2 separate regions of the Homo sapiens genome follow, and region 1 is linked to region 2. The links are chromatin contacts, found by Hi-C in ENCODE. All regions are on one chromosome and are shown on one strand. Each heading gives the region's core, a stretch centred on a gene start or an enhancer-like site at or near the end of the contact. The rest is flanking DNA. Distances are from core to core; before and after follow the strand shown. Region 1 has its middle 170 kb from the start of PINCR. Region 2 has its middle 190 kb from the start of CASK.

Evidence for each region. A loop is a pair of places that touch in the nucleus more often than their neighbours do. Pooled maps may share reads with other maps.
Region 1: a loop to region 2 is called in a map with no recorded cell type, with 3 times the contacts of the local background. The contact joins two enhancer-like sites. A Hi-C loop is called at or near these places in 2 of 37 single-sample maps with no recorded cell type and 2 of 50 pooled maps.

The regions. Positions count from the first base shown.
Region 1 is chrX:43,001,177-43,007,319 of GRCh38, forward strand. No RefSeq gene overlaps it. Among named protein-coding and RNA genes, the nearest start is that of PINCR, 170 kb to the right of the region's middle. RefSeq lists an enhancer at 5,789-6,143. Within about 2 kb of position 1,860, at least 2 of the 41 ENCODE cell types and tissues checked have a DNase peak (open chromatin) inside an H3K27ac peak, as active enhancers do.
Region 2 is chrX:42,113,680-42,120,593 of GRCh38, forward strand. No RefSeq gene overlaps it. Among named protein-coding and RNA genes, the nearest start is that of CASK, 190 kb to the left of the region's middle. RefSeq lists a silencer at 3,796-3,875. Within about 2 kb of position 5,497, at least 2 of the 41 ENCODE cell types and tissues checked have a DNase peak (open chromatin) inside an H3K27ac peak, as active enhancers do.

The DNA of each region.
Region 1 (6,143 bases), core at 610-3,109, 880 kb after region 2:
GTAACTTGGAACCAGTTTATTCTTTTTTTTTTTTTTTTCTTTTTTGAGACAAGAGTCTCACTCTGTCACCCAGGCTGGAGTGCAGTGGCGTGATCTCGGCTTACTGCAAGCTCCATGTCCCAGGGTCACGCCATTTTCCTGCCTCAGCCTCCCGAGTAGCTGGGACCACAGGTGCCTGCCACCACGCCCGGCTATTTTTTTTTTTTTGTATTTTTAGTAGAGACGGGGTTTCACCGTGTTAGCCAGGATGGTCTCGATCTCCTGAACTCGTGATCCACCCACCTTGGCCTCCCAAAGTGCTGGGATTACAGGCGTGAGCCACCGCATTCAGCCAAGAACCAGTTTATTCGTATGCTAAGTACCACTGTGAAATAGAATGTACTATCCCATAATTTGCTGTTTATATAGATTCCACTTTCGGTTTTTTATCCCATTCTCTGTTTTAATTTATGTGGTAGTAATGTTCAATATTTTTTGATCGAATAGGTTCAAGGTGAGACTTAAGACTTCAAATGATGTTTCAAGAACTCTCAAAGAACTCTCAAAGAGTTAACAGTTAAGTCATACTTCATAAGTAGTAAAGAACGTCTTAAAATTTGGAAAATTTCATTGGGCATGGTAGTAATTGGGTAAGAATAAATTATTTAAAAATAAAAATGTGCAATTACTAGAAGAGCTAAAGCATGCTTTCTTTTTTTTTTTTTTTTTGAGACAGAATATCGATCTGTCACCAGGCTGGAGTGCAGTGGCACAATCTCAGCTCACTGCAACCTCCGCCTCCCAGGTTCAAGTGATTCCCCTGTCTAAGCCTCCCGAGTAGCTGGGACTACAGGCATGCGCCAACATGCCCAGCTAATTTTTGTATTTTTTGTAGAGGCGGGGTTTCACCATGTTGGCCAGGATGGTCTCGATCTCTTGACCTCGTGATCCACCTGCCTCAGCCTCCCAAAGTGCTGGGATTATAGGTGTGAGCCACCGCGCCTGGCCTAAAGCATGTTTCTTTTAGCTAAGTAGTGTAACTGGAGCTTCTTACTATTAAACCTGGCATTTATAAATACTTGGTCCAGTAATTTTATCCACTGTCAGTATTTAATAACTGGTTAATGTTTTATGCACCTCTGATAATTAATTTTAAGTTACAAACAATTGTCCAACAGCTCTAATTTTAAAATGAAACTACATATTAAAATAAATTTGATACTTTTTTATGAAGAGAAAAAAATTAGAAGAGAAACCTCTTAAAATGCCATAAATGTACATCTAGTAGTGAACAAGAAGTCATATTTAGACTTCAGGAGGATTTTTTATTAGCACACAAATATTATTTTTTAGAAAGACAATGTAACACTCTGAGCATTTTTCTCAGGGAATGCAGAAACAACCCCTGAATCCCAGAACACCCAAAATAAGTTGGCATTTCAGATTCCAGTGGCATGTGATGTTTACTAGTTGTGCCTGCTTCTAAACTTACAGGGGCTCAGAACAAGAAACTTGGACTAGACTCCCAGACACCTGGGTTGGTCATAAGGGTGGAGATTAGAGCCAGGCAATGATGTAGAGACATAGATTACAACCAGATTTTGAGCTAGCAAATACTTAAAGCCAATGTCCTTTAGTTTTTTTTTATTGAAAGTGAGACAGAAGTTGCTTTTCTATTAGTCAACTTTGTATCCCGCTTTATGTTGAAAATAAAGAATTTCATAAAGTTTAGCTTATTTTCAATTGTGTTATTCTACACTGTTCTCACTATAAATAGTTATCAAAAGTTAATCATACTAAGAACGTGACAACTGCATTCCTGAACTGGGGCCTTTGCACGAGCTTCCTATTCCCTCTGCCTGGTCCACTTCTTCCAGATGACTGCACAGCAAACTCCCTCACTGCTTTCAGTTCTATGCTGAAATGTCACTTCCTCAAAGTTTGAACTAAAATGTCTCATTCAATACTTGAATGTTCTATTTTTCTGGTTTCAGGTTGAGAAAATCATTGCATTTTTTAGGTCATGCTTTCCACTAGTTTTCTTTCGTGATTTTTAAAAAAATTTTCAGACAACTTTTGGGAAAGCATATTAAAGGGTTTAAAATTTAGATAATAAAATAGGTAATTTGTCTTCACTGAACAAAAACTATACCACAGTTACTATGTTTGCAGAATTGCAGCTGATTTTGCCTACCAAGCCATGTGACTTAGCTGAACAGGGACAACTTGTACCTGCTTGTCACGAAAATGCTGAAAATAATAATACTCTGACTTGGGCAAATAGTATTTCTTTCTTTCTTTTTTCTTTCTTTTTTTTTTTTTTTTTTTTTAGAGACAAGATCTCTCTCTGTTGCCCCGGCTGGAGTACAGTGGCATGATCATGGCTCACTACAGCCTCCGCCTCCTGGGCTCAAGCAATCTTCCTGCCTCTGCCTCCCAAGTAGCTGGGACCACAGGTGCACACCATCAGTCCCAGCTACTTTTTGTATTATTTGTAGAGACTGCGTCTCACTATGTTGCCCAAGCTGGTCTTGAATTCCTGGGCTCAAGCAATCCTCCTGCCTCAGCCTCCAAAAGTGCTGGGATTACAGGCATAAACCACCATGCTCGGCCTCAAGTAATATTTCTGCTTCTATCACTTATCTATTGCTGCATAATGAGACACCTGAAAAATTATTTAAAATTAGTAATTTTAAATAACAACAAAATATTATGTCTCACCGTTGTGTGTAAGTTTACAGGGAAATCCCTTTGTTAGTTTCACCTGAGCTCACTCATACAACCGTTGTCAGCTGGAGCATCAGTTGGGCTGCAAGGCCCAAGATCCCCACTCACATGTCTGGCAGTTGATTCTAATCATCAGCTGGGGCTCTGTGGTTCTCATCCTTAAATAGGATAGATAAACTTCCTTATGTGACAGTCTCATTGCAGCATTCAGGGAGAGCAATCATAGAAGTTGCAATGTCTCCTAAGGTCTAAGGCCTACAGTTATCACAGTGTCACTTTCATTTTTAGAAGAGAAACCTCTTAAAATGCTCTAAATATATATATCTAGTAGTGAACAGAAAGTCATATTTGGAGTTTTACTGGATTTTTTATTACAGCATATAAATATTATTGCTCAGAAAGACAATATAACACTGAAAATTTTTTCAAGATATGCAGAAACAACACCTGAATCGCAGATATCCCAGAGTAAGTTGGTATTTGAGATTCTAGTTGCACGTGATGCTGACTAGTTGTACCTGCTCCCAAACGTACAGGAGCTCAGAACAAGAGACTTGGAGTATCTGAGGAGTGGTGGGGGCAGATTATGAGAAGGTGAAGGGAGGAAATACATAATGAATAAAAGTTGCCTTGGTATGCAGATATGTCTTCAGGTGATTAAAAAAAGTTCTTTCAGAGTAGTTCTCCTCTTGGTACAGATGCGTTTATTAACGAAAATTTCCTTTACAAACAGGGAGTTTTACAGTTTGCAATTGAGGGGGACGTGGGAAGCTTTTCCCTCTTTGGCCGGTTCTCAACTTCTTTTAGCTCAAAGTAATCAATATGCCAAAGTGGTATAATTCGGAGTAGCATATCCTGATCTTCCTCAGTCATATTTTGGGACGGCATATCCTGAACCCCATCAATACTTTCTCTATAGTCCAGAAATTTTTCTCCAAGATATATATTTTAAATTCTCACTTGGTAGATAAGGGAGCATAGGGGAGAGTGGGATTGTTTTTTTCAGGGGAAAGTTAGCCCAAAATCCAAAATGTACAACCGATAAATCCACAGAACTCTTGTTGAAGGGCCCTGCCTGGGTGTCCTCTTGCCTCTCATTTAGTCCATGATGCAGAATTAGAAATGGGCTCCTTAGAAGCAGATTCAGAAAACTGCTAGTTAACACCAGCACATGGGCTTTAGGAATCCTAAAGAAGGCACCAAAGCATGAATAAGTAGACATGAGGAATTACACATTATAGGATTGGCATGTGTACAAAGGAGGGGGTAGGTGAAGGATGAGATAGTGAGTGAGTCCTGGGAGTTGCATGTTCAAGTAGCTGGAAGATGTTGGGCGATGCATCTAAGCTCTTACTGAGAGACAAATGCTCAGGATTTATCTTGCACAGTGATGAGCTCATTCCCATTTTTACCTCCTTCACTCCATAACCTGGCTTGTGCTTGTAAAACAATGTACTTTTCTCTTCCATGATAGAATATTGGGATGCATAATTTAATTATTTTACTCCTTCAAATGCTCCAATTTCACCCTTGGGGTAGAAGGAGGTAGACAAGGAGGGTAAGTTGTAGAAACCCCAGCAACTTTTTAATTTCACAGAAATTAGTTTTAGACAACGTTGTGTGGCCGAGGGATCAGAACAGCTCATTCTTGCAGATGGCTTGTTTACTGCTAGAAGAGACTTTCAAAAGGAGAGTGGACCTTGTGTGAAATCCAAGTTAGCTGAACCTACAGTAGGTTCCTTCACTCGAATAAAGTGACCTGATGCCATTGCTTATCACTGTCTCATATCTTGGTCAGATTGTTCTGCCCCTGATAGCCAGATGTTCTCGCCATGAGTTCCCTTTCACCCTTTCTCACCTTCCTTCTTTTTTCTTCATCTCACAATGACTTAAAATGGCTCCTCTCCCACTGAAACAAGCAATGACATTAAGAGCCACACTGTTGGCATCCACCACAGAACGTCCTGTGGAATTTGTCTAAACTGCTATTTACCTGGGCCCCAAGTAGGAGGGGTGCTGGTGAGATAACTTTCACTCCAATTTGCAATTTTGAATGACAAAAGTGGTCAAAGTACAGTGGGAGATTGTTCTGTCTCTCAGGATCTCTATTTTTTTGTGTGTTTGTTTGCTTTGTTCTGATATGAGTGGAAATGCCTCTAGTGTTTTCTTTTTACATAAAATATTGGTTTTAGAACTAAGGAGTGTGTGTGTGTATTTAATTTATATATGTAATTTAGTAATTTATTTATATGTTTACAGTGTATATGTAAATTAGTGCATAAATATTTACACATATTATAGCCTCATTTTGTATTATAGCTTTAAAATTTTGTCAATGGCTTTTCCAGCATCTGTAGAAATAACCAGATGTACAGTTATTTTTTGGCAATATATCAATCTGGTGTATGTTACTAATGAATTCCTTAATATTGACCCATATTCTTGGAATATGGTATATTATTTTCTTACTGTAATGTTGAATTTTGTTTGCTAATATTTTGTTATTTCTTAAAATTTACACTCAAGTGATATTGGTCTGTAGTTTGCATTCATGTACTGTCTTTATCAGGTTTTGCATCACAAAATTAATAAGGAAGTTTTTCCTTTACTCTCAATGCTCTGAAACAATATGTAGAACATTAGAACTATCTTATCTTTAAGTGTTTGTTAGAGTCTTCTTGGGAAAACATCTGGACACTGTTTTTCTGTAGGGCTATTTCTTAATGATATTCTCAATATTTTTATATGAAAATCGATCTGTTTAAGCTTTATAATTCTAGTAGGGTAAATTTGGTAATATGTATTTCCATACGACATTACCCATTTTATCTTAATTTTCAAATTCATTTCTATAGAGAAAAATCTCTTCTGCTTCAACAGTTCTTGTCATTTCTTAATTGGTATACTTGTACTTTATCCCTTCATTTCTTGGACAAGTTAGCTAGTGGTGTTTCTGCTTTTTTTTTTTAATAAAGTGATTTTGATTTATTAATGAGGTCTATTTTATTCTATTCTCAATCTCTGCTTTAACCTTTATAGTTTCCTTTCTCGTGCTCTCTTTTGGTTTACTTTGTTCTTTCCTAGCTCTTTTTTAAAAACTTATGAGTTTTCCTGCAATCACTGCTTTACATATATCTCTTAGATTCTGATACATACTGTTTTCATTGTCTTTATTCATATAAATTCTGTAATTTTTTTCACTCGCGTCCGTGTGAAAAGACCACCAAACAGGCTTTGTGTGAGCAACAAGGCTGTTTATTTCACCTGGGTGCAGGCGGGCTGAGTCCGAAAAGAGAGTCAGCGAAGGGAGATAGGGGTGGGGCCGTTTTATAAGATTTGGGTAGGTAAAGGAAAATTACAGTCAAAGGGGGGTTGTTCTCTGGCAGGCAGGAGTGGGGGTCACAAGGTGCTCAGTAGGGGAGCTTTTGAGCCAGGAT
Region 2 (6,914 bases), core at 4,247-6,746:
CTTGGCACCTTTTAGCCAAGGCTGGAGCTGGAGTGGCTGGGACACAGAACACCAAGTCCTGAGGTTGCACAGAGCATCAGGGCCCTGGACCTGGCCATGAAACCATTTTTCCTTCCTGGGGCCTCTGGGACTTGTGATGGGAGGGGCTGCCTTGAAGATCTCTGACATGCCCCTGGAGACATTTTGCCCATTGTCTTGGCTGTTAACATTTGGCTCCTCATTAGTTATGAAAATTTCTGTAGCCAGCTTGTGTTTCTTCTCAGAAAATGTGTTTTTCTTTTATACTTCATGGTCAGGCTGCAAATTTTCCACTTTTATGCTCTGCTTCCCTTTAAAATATAAGTTCCAATTTGTATGCTTTCAGGAAAAGCCAGATCACCTCTTGAATGTTTTGCTGCTTAGAAATTTCTTCTGCCAGATTCCCTAAATTTTCTCTCCCAAGTTCAAAGTTCCACAGATCTCTAGGGCAGCGGCAAAATGCTGCCAGTCTCTTTGCTAAAGCATGAGTAGCATGAATGACCTTTGCTCCAGTTCCCAATAAGTTCCTTATCTTCATCTGAGAACACCTCAACCTGGACTTCGTTGTCCATATCACTATCAGCATTTTGGTCAAAACCATTCAACAAGTCTCTAGGGAGTTCCAAACCTTCCCACATCTTCCTGTCTTCTTCTGAGTCCTCCATGCTCTTCCAACCTCTGTCTGTTACCCAGTTCCAAAGTCACTTCCACGTTTTCGGGTTATCTTTATAGCAGTGCCCCAAACTCCCCGGTACCAATTCTCTATATTAGTCCATTTTCACACTGCTATAAAGATACTACCTGAGACTGGGTAGTTTTTAAACAAAAGAGGTTTAATTGACTCACAGTTCTGCCTGGCTGGGGAGGCCTCAGGAAACTTACAATCATAGTGGAAGTCAAAGGGGAAGCAGGCACCTTCTTCACAAGGTAGCAGGAGAGAGAGAAGAGAGATCAGATGAGGAAGTGCCACACTTTAAAGCCATCGGCTCTTGTGAGAACTCACTCACTATCACGAGAACAGCATGGGGGAAACCATCCCCCATGATCCAATCACCTCCCACCAGGTCCCTCCTTGGACACCTGGGGATTATAATTCAAAATAAGATTTAGGTGGGGATACAGAGCAAAACCGTATCATATGGTTTGATTTGTATCAGTCTCCAAATAGTCGTGAAGTTCTCTTTGACAGGTGGACAACTGAGGTGGGCTATCTAATTTAACTGAAAATTAACATTGGCAGCTGTTCCTGCTAAAAAGATAATCTGTCTTTCAAATTGAGTAGAGCAATGCTGACCCCTTTCCAGCTTCTTACCCATACTTGTGGACAAATGACAGTTTCCCTCCTGCAAACACTAAACTCAGAGACATGCCGGGCCCTTTGTTCTAGGTCATGTCAAATGGGATCCACAGCTGCCCTCTAAACTAACAGCCACTGATAGCAGTCCTTGCCTCTGTTTAACCCTGTTTTCACCATGGTACTCACTGAATGAGATAGATCAACACTGGCCTCTTACTTAGTCTTAATACCATCGAAAATCCTTCTGAAAATCTTCACTCCCAATGTAAAAAATTCTATTCACTCATGTTTGGAGTGCATGAATTCACTTATATTTTTGGATTTTGGGAATTTTGGAAAATACCTTGGATAGTTTCCCTGAAAGCAGACACTGCGATGGAGATTTGCATGCAGGAGGTTTTTTGAGGGGGTGTGAGTGATGAGGGAATCAGCATTAGGTAGAGGGAGATGCTGGGCTACAGTGTAGTTGTAACAGTGGCCTCAGTGATGCCACTGGCAGCTCTGCAGTTAGGCTGGCCCCTCAGAGACGTCTCACATTAAGGAAAATGGGACAAGCTAAAGGAAGCTGGATCCCTGTGTTGACTAGTGATTGCTTGAGGGTTGTCCCCAGGAAAGGGGAGTAGCTTTGGATGGGACTGTTCTTTTCAGTAGAGAGCAAGACTTAAAGAGGCACTCAGCTGTGAGCCATCAGCAGCCAATGCTCCCAGCAGCTAGGAGAACTTGTGCCTTGTCCTGTAGAGAGATCTGGGTGGTGCACTGAAGGCCATTACAATCCCAGAAAGTACAGTAATGCCAAGAACCATTTCCCTTACACCTTTTTACCCAGAATAAACTCTGGTGACATTTTGACACATTTGAGTCCTGTCTTTCATCTGTGTATATATTTAAAGATTACTCAAGTAATATATGAGTGTAATCTCCTAAGAATTAGAACATTACAAATAAAGTTCCTTGGACTACCTCCTCTATCCTTGTTCCATCCCTGTAGCTCTGGCAGAACCAAAACTAGCATATGGCAAGTGAGGCACTTGCCTCAGGTGCAAAATTTAAGAAAGTACCAAAACATTTAAGAATCAAGATACATGGTATCTGGGGAGGTCATTATGTTAATTGAAATAAGGCAGGCACAGAAAGACAGATATTGCATGTTCTCACTCATATGTGGGAACCAAAAAAAGTGGATCTCATGCAGATAGAGAGTAGATGGGTGGTTACCAGAGGTGGGGGTGGGGGGATGAAAAGAAATTGATTAATAAGTGCAAATACACAGTTTCACAGAAGGAATAAGACCTAGTATTCAAAAGATCAGTAGGGTGTCTATATACAGTTTACAATAATTTATTGTACATTTCAAAATAGCTAGAAGAGAATGATTTGAATGTTTCTGGCATCAGGAAAGGATGAATTTTTAAGGTGATGAATATCCCAAGTACACTGATCTGATCTTTACAATTTATATGAATGTATTAAGTTATCACATGTACCCTGAAGGTATGTACATCTACTATGCATCAATAAAAAATAAAAAAGATACATAGTATTTAATATGATACTTTAAAAAATCAAAATTGGTGCAAAAAAGTCCTCAATGAACAAAATATCAAAATGTTAAATACAGGATTAGCAACTGTGCAGTGTCGAGTCACACTGGAGCTTGAGGCAAAATGAAAAATTAGCCATAGTGATAATATCTTTATTTAACATTTTGATATTTTGTCATAAATTTTTTCATTAATTTTGATTGTAGAAATAATAATGCATTAACATATTATCTATGTTGATAACTGAATATTTTGGCACCCTGTTAACTTTTGTGCCCAAGCTGAGTGCCTCACTTGTCTCACCCTGGTCCCAAGCAGAGATGTTGCTGCTCAGGGCATATGCTTCTGACCATTTCCAAGCTTCTTTGCATAGATGTACACATAGTCATCAGAATCCTGTTGACTTTATTTCTAAGACAGATTTCCCAGTCCTTCTACATCTCTGCATCCCATCACTACCATCTCAGACCAAGTCACCATCTTCTCTCACTGGAGATGTTTGCATTAGCCTCCTAACATTTAAATTGTAATGAAATTCAAATTAATGAGTTTCTGTTATCTAAGTCATTGCCATACCCACACACCCAACATTGTCTAGAACTTCTCCTATGTTATCTTCTAATAGTTTTATAGTTTTGCATTTTGTATCTAGGTCTATGGTCTATTTTCAGTTAACTTTTGTGAATCTATTTAAAAAGCACTGTTCTCCTAACTTTTTTACTCAGCCATGAATTTTTGAGATCTTTCTCTCTCCCCCAACCCCCTGTGGATATATATGTATAGTTTCACACATGTCACCACTCTATTGTTTTCTATCACATGTATATATCACTTTCTACTGACGTGGTATATTCAGTGATAGGCATTCAGATTTTTTCCTTTTTTTGATAGTACAAGCAATGCTGCATCCTCGTCTACATCTTCTTGTCCATGTGTACAGGTGTTTCTCTAAGAGAGATGCATGGAAGTGAAACTGCTGCTGCAGAGTGGATGTGCATTTTCAGTTTCAATAGATCCTGGCAGAGTACTGTCCACAAGCAGAGGATGAGAGTGTCTGTCTCCCCCACAACCCAGTCAACATTTGATGTTGTCTAACTTTGCTAATCTTAAGGTTGAAAAAAATGGTATCTCATAAAAATTATTTTCCCCTAATTATCAGTGAGGATGAACATATTTTTACATGTGTATTGATTTTTAAAATATTTTATCTGCTGTTAAATGATCATTTTCTATCTTTTGGCAGTTTTTTTCTATTGGGATGTTTTTCTTCTTCTGGTGAATTTGAAGGAGTTCTTTATACTGCATATCAATATTTGACTGTTATATTTATTGCAAATACTTTTCCCCAGTCTCTTTATTGTCTTTTAAAGTTGTTTATGGTGTGTTTTGCCATACACAAGTTTCCAATTCACCTGTAGGCAAATACGTTGATTTTATTCCCCTTATTGTTTCTGTTTTTTTTTTGAGACAAAGTCTTGCTCTTGTCCCCCAGGCTGGAGTGCGATAGCACAATCTTGGCTCACTGCAACCTCACCTCCCGTGTTCAAGCGATTCTCCTGCCTCAGCCCCCCGAGTAGCTGGGATTACAGGCGCCTGCCGCCTGGCTAGTTTTGGTATTTTTAGTAGAGACAGGGTTTCACCATGTTGGCCAGGCTGATCTCGAACTCCTGACCTCAGGTGATCCACCTGCCTCGGCCTCCCAAAGTGCTGGGATTACAGGCGTGAGCCACTGCACCCTGCCTGTTTCTGTTTTTTAGGTCTTGCTTAAGAGAACTTTTCTTACCTCTAGATTACAAAATTATCACTCTATATTTCCTTATAATAATTTTAACTATATATATGCTTGTTGATTGATTTGTAGGTCTTTTGTTGACTTGGAATCTATATTTCTGTATGATGTGAAGAATATAATTTTATTTTTTAAATTAATGAATTTCTAATTATTTGCTTATACTCTACACGTCAACTTGTTTCAGTATCGAGTTTATCTTTGTGGGCTGTATCTTGGTGGGTATGAGGGGATAAGCATGGTATCTACAGAGTGTGATCTATTCCTTTCTGCAAACTATAAATACTTAGATTCTTAGTAGTCACTGGCTAATGAAAAGGATTCTACATCACTAAATGGTCAGGATGGGACCATCCACTGTATCAGTGCAGGCTACCCAATGCCAGACAAACGTCCCTAGATCTAGATTGGAGAAAATATTCCTCAAAGTTCCTTAAGGAAGACAATGTAGTGTATTGTCTTTGCAATCACACAGAGCTGGGTTTGAATCTCAGCTCTGCCATTTTCATCTGTGTGGCCCAGGGCAAGTTTGCTCATCTCTAAGACTCAGTTTCCTTATCCCTAAAAAGGAAATAATAATTCTTATTTTGTGGGTTCGTTGTGAAAATCTGAGACAATACAAAGTACTTGGCACATGTTTAGTGTTCAATCATGTTAACCATTGTTACTTCTGGTTATGATAATGACTTCTGCAAAGATGTGACTATTTGGGGCGTGGGGTGCACAGAGGAGGAGTAAAAATTGAGAAATGGCAACCATTCTTGAAGAGTTGAGGTGGGAGAGATGTGAGGTTGTTGGTATCCCCAGAAAAGCCCAGGAGAGACATTGGAGCCAGCACCAAAACTGTCTAGTACTTGTGCTAGGCCAGCAGAAAAGCCCCCAGGGATCTCTATTCTTGCCTTGTTAAACAAAACCATGAGTCATCACCTTGGGAAAGAGTGTGGAAACCCAGAGAAGCAATGTTTGAACAGATGGTCTATTGTTTGAGAGCAAATAAACTAGGGATATCTTCAGACAGGAGTAGAACAAGTTATCACATGGCAATGACTTAATAGGTTTCAATAGAAAGCTGGCTAGGGCCAAAGCTGGAGTAACAAAAAGGAACTGAAAGGGATGCCGAAGCAGAGCATACCTGGAGAATCATTGAATTATATTATAATATATTATAATATAATTCAAAGATTATAACTATAACATGGTTATAACGTTATAACTATATAGTTATAATATTATAAGCCTCATTGGTTGGCACTGGGAAGCCCTGCACCATTCTCAAGGTAGGGCACAGTCGTTCTCATCTTGCTGGGGAGCTTGGGCTAAAGCAATTCAGATGTGGTAGATGAAGACAAAGAGGAAGAAATGGGTTCTGAAGAACGTGGTCATAGAGCAAGCCTTGGTGACCTGTTGGGAGCAGAGCTGTATAGACCCTTTGTACTCAAAGCAGAGTCCGTAAACCAGTAGCATAGGCCTCATCTGGAAGCTTATTAGAAATATAGACCCTTGGGTTCCACCCCAGACCCACTGAATTAGAATCTGTATTTTATCAAATCCCCAGGTGATTTGAATACATTCAAAAGTTTGGAGAAGTGCACATCTAGGCCTGGGATAAAATAGGCTCAAGTGGAAGGAGGATTTCCTGGAAGATTTGTTTATTCACTTCTCAAAGTCAAATTTTTCAGCATAAAACATTTTTTAACCCAAGGATTTCAAATAATACTATTCCAAACATGTTCCATCTACTACTTGGGTCAGGTAAAAAATACTTTATTTTGGCATAATTATTAATACCCAAATAATAAAACCATTTTCTTACTTTAGATAAGATAGAAATACTACTTCAATTTTTCCACAGGGCAAAAGGCTTATCAGCATTAACAAGTACTATCCTGTCTTTAATTCTTTGCTTTGTCTCCAATGAGAATCATGCTTAATTATTGAACTGCTGAGTAAGAAAAAACAATGCCTATTAGATATTAACTGAGATAATTAAATCTACTCAATTGAAGAATTTTGCTCAACTGGGATCACCTCAAACATTAAACAGCCTTTAGAGTTTTCTCTTCAACTTGGTGATTCCAGGAGAAAGTGCCTGGGTAAAAATTCAGCTTGTTCCAGTTGTCACACTTTTGAGTAAAATCAAAACATTACTTAGCTCATTACCTTCTAAGAAAGCATTTTCAAAGTGTAGTCCCTGGACCAGCATTATCAGTATCACCTGGGAACTTGTCAGAGACGCACATTCTCTGGCACCACCCAAGACATACTGAAC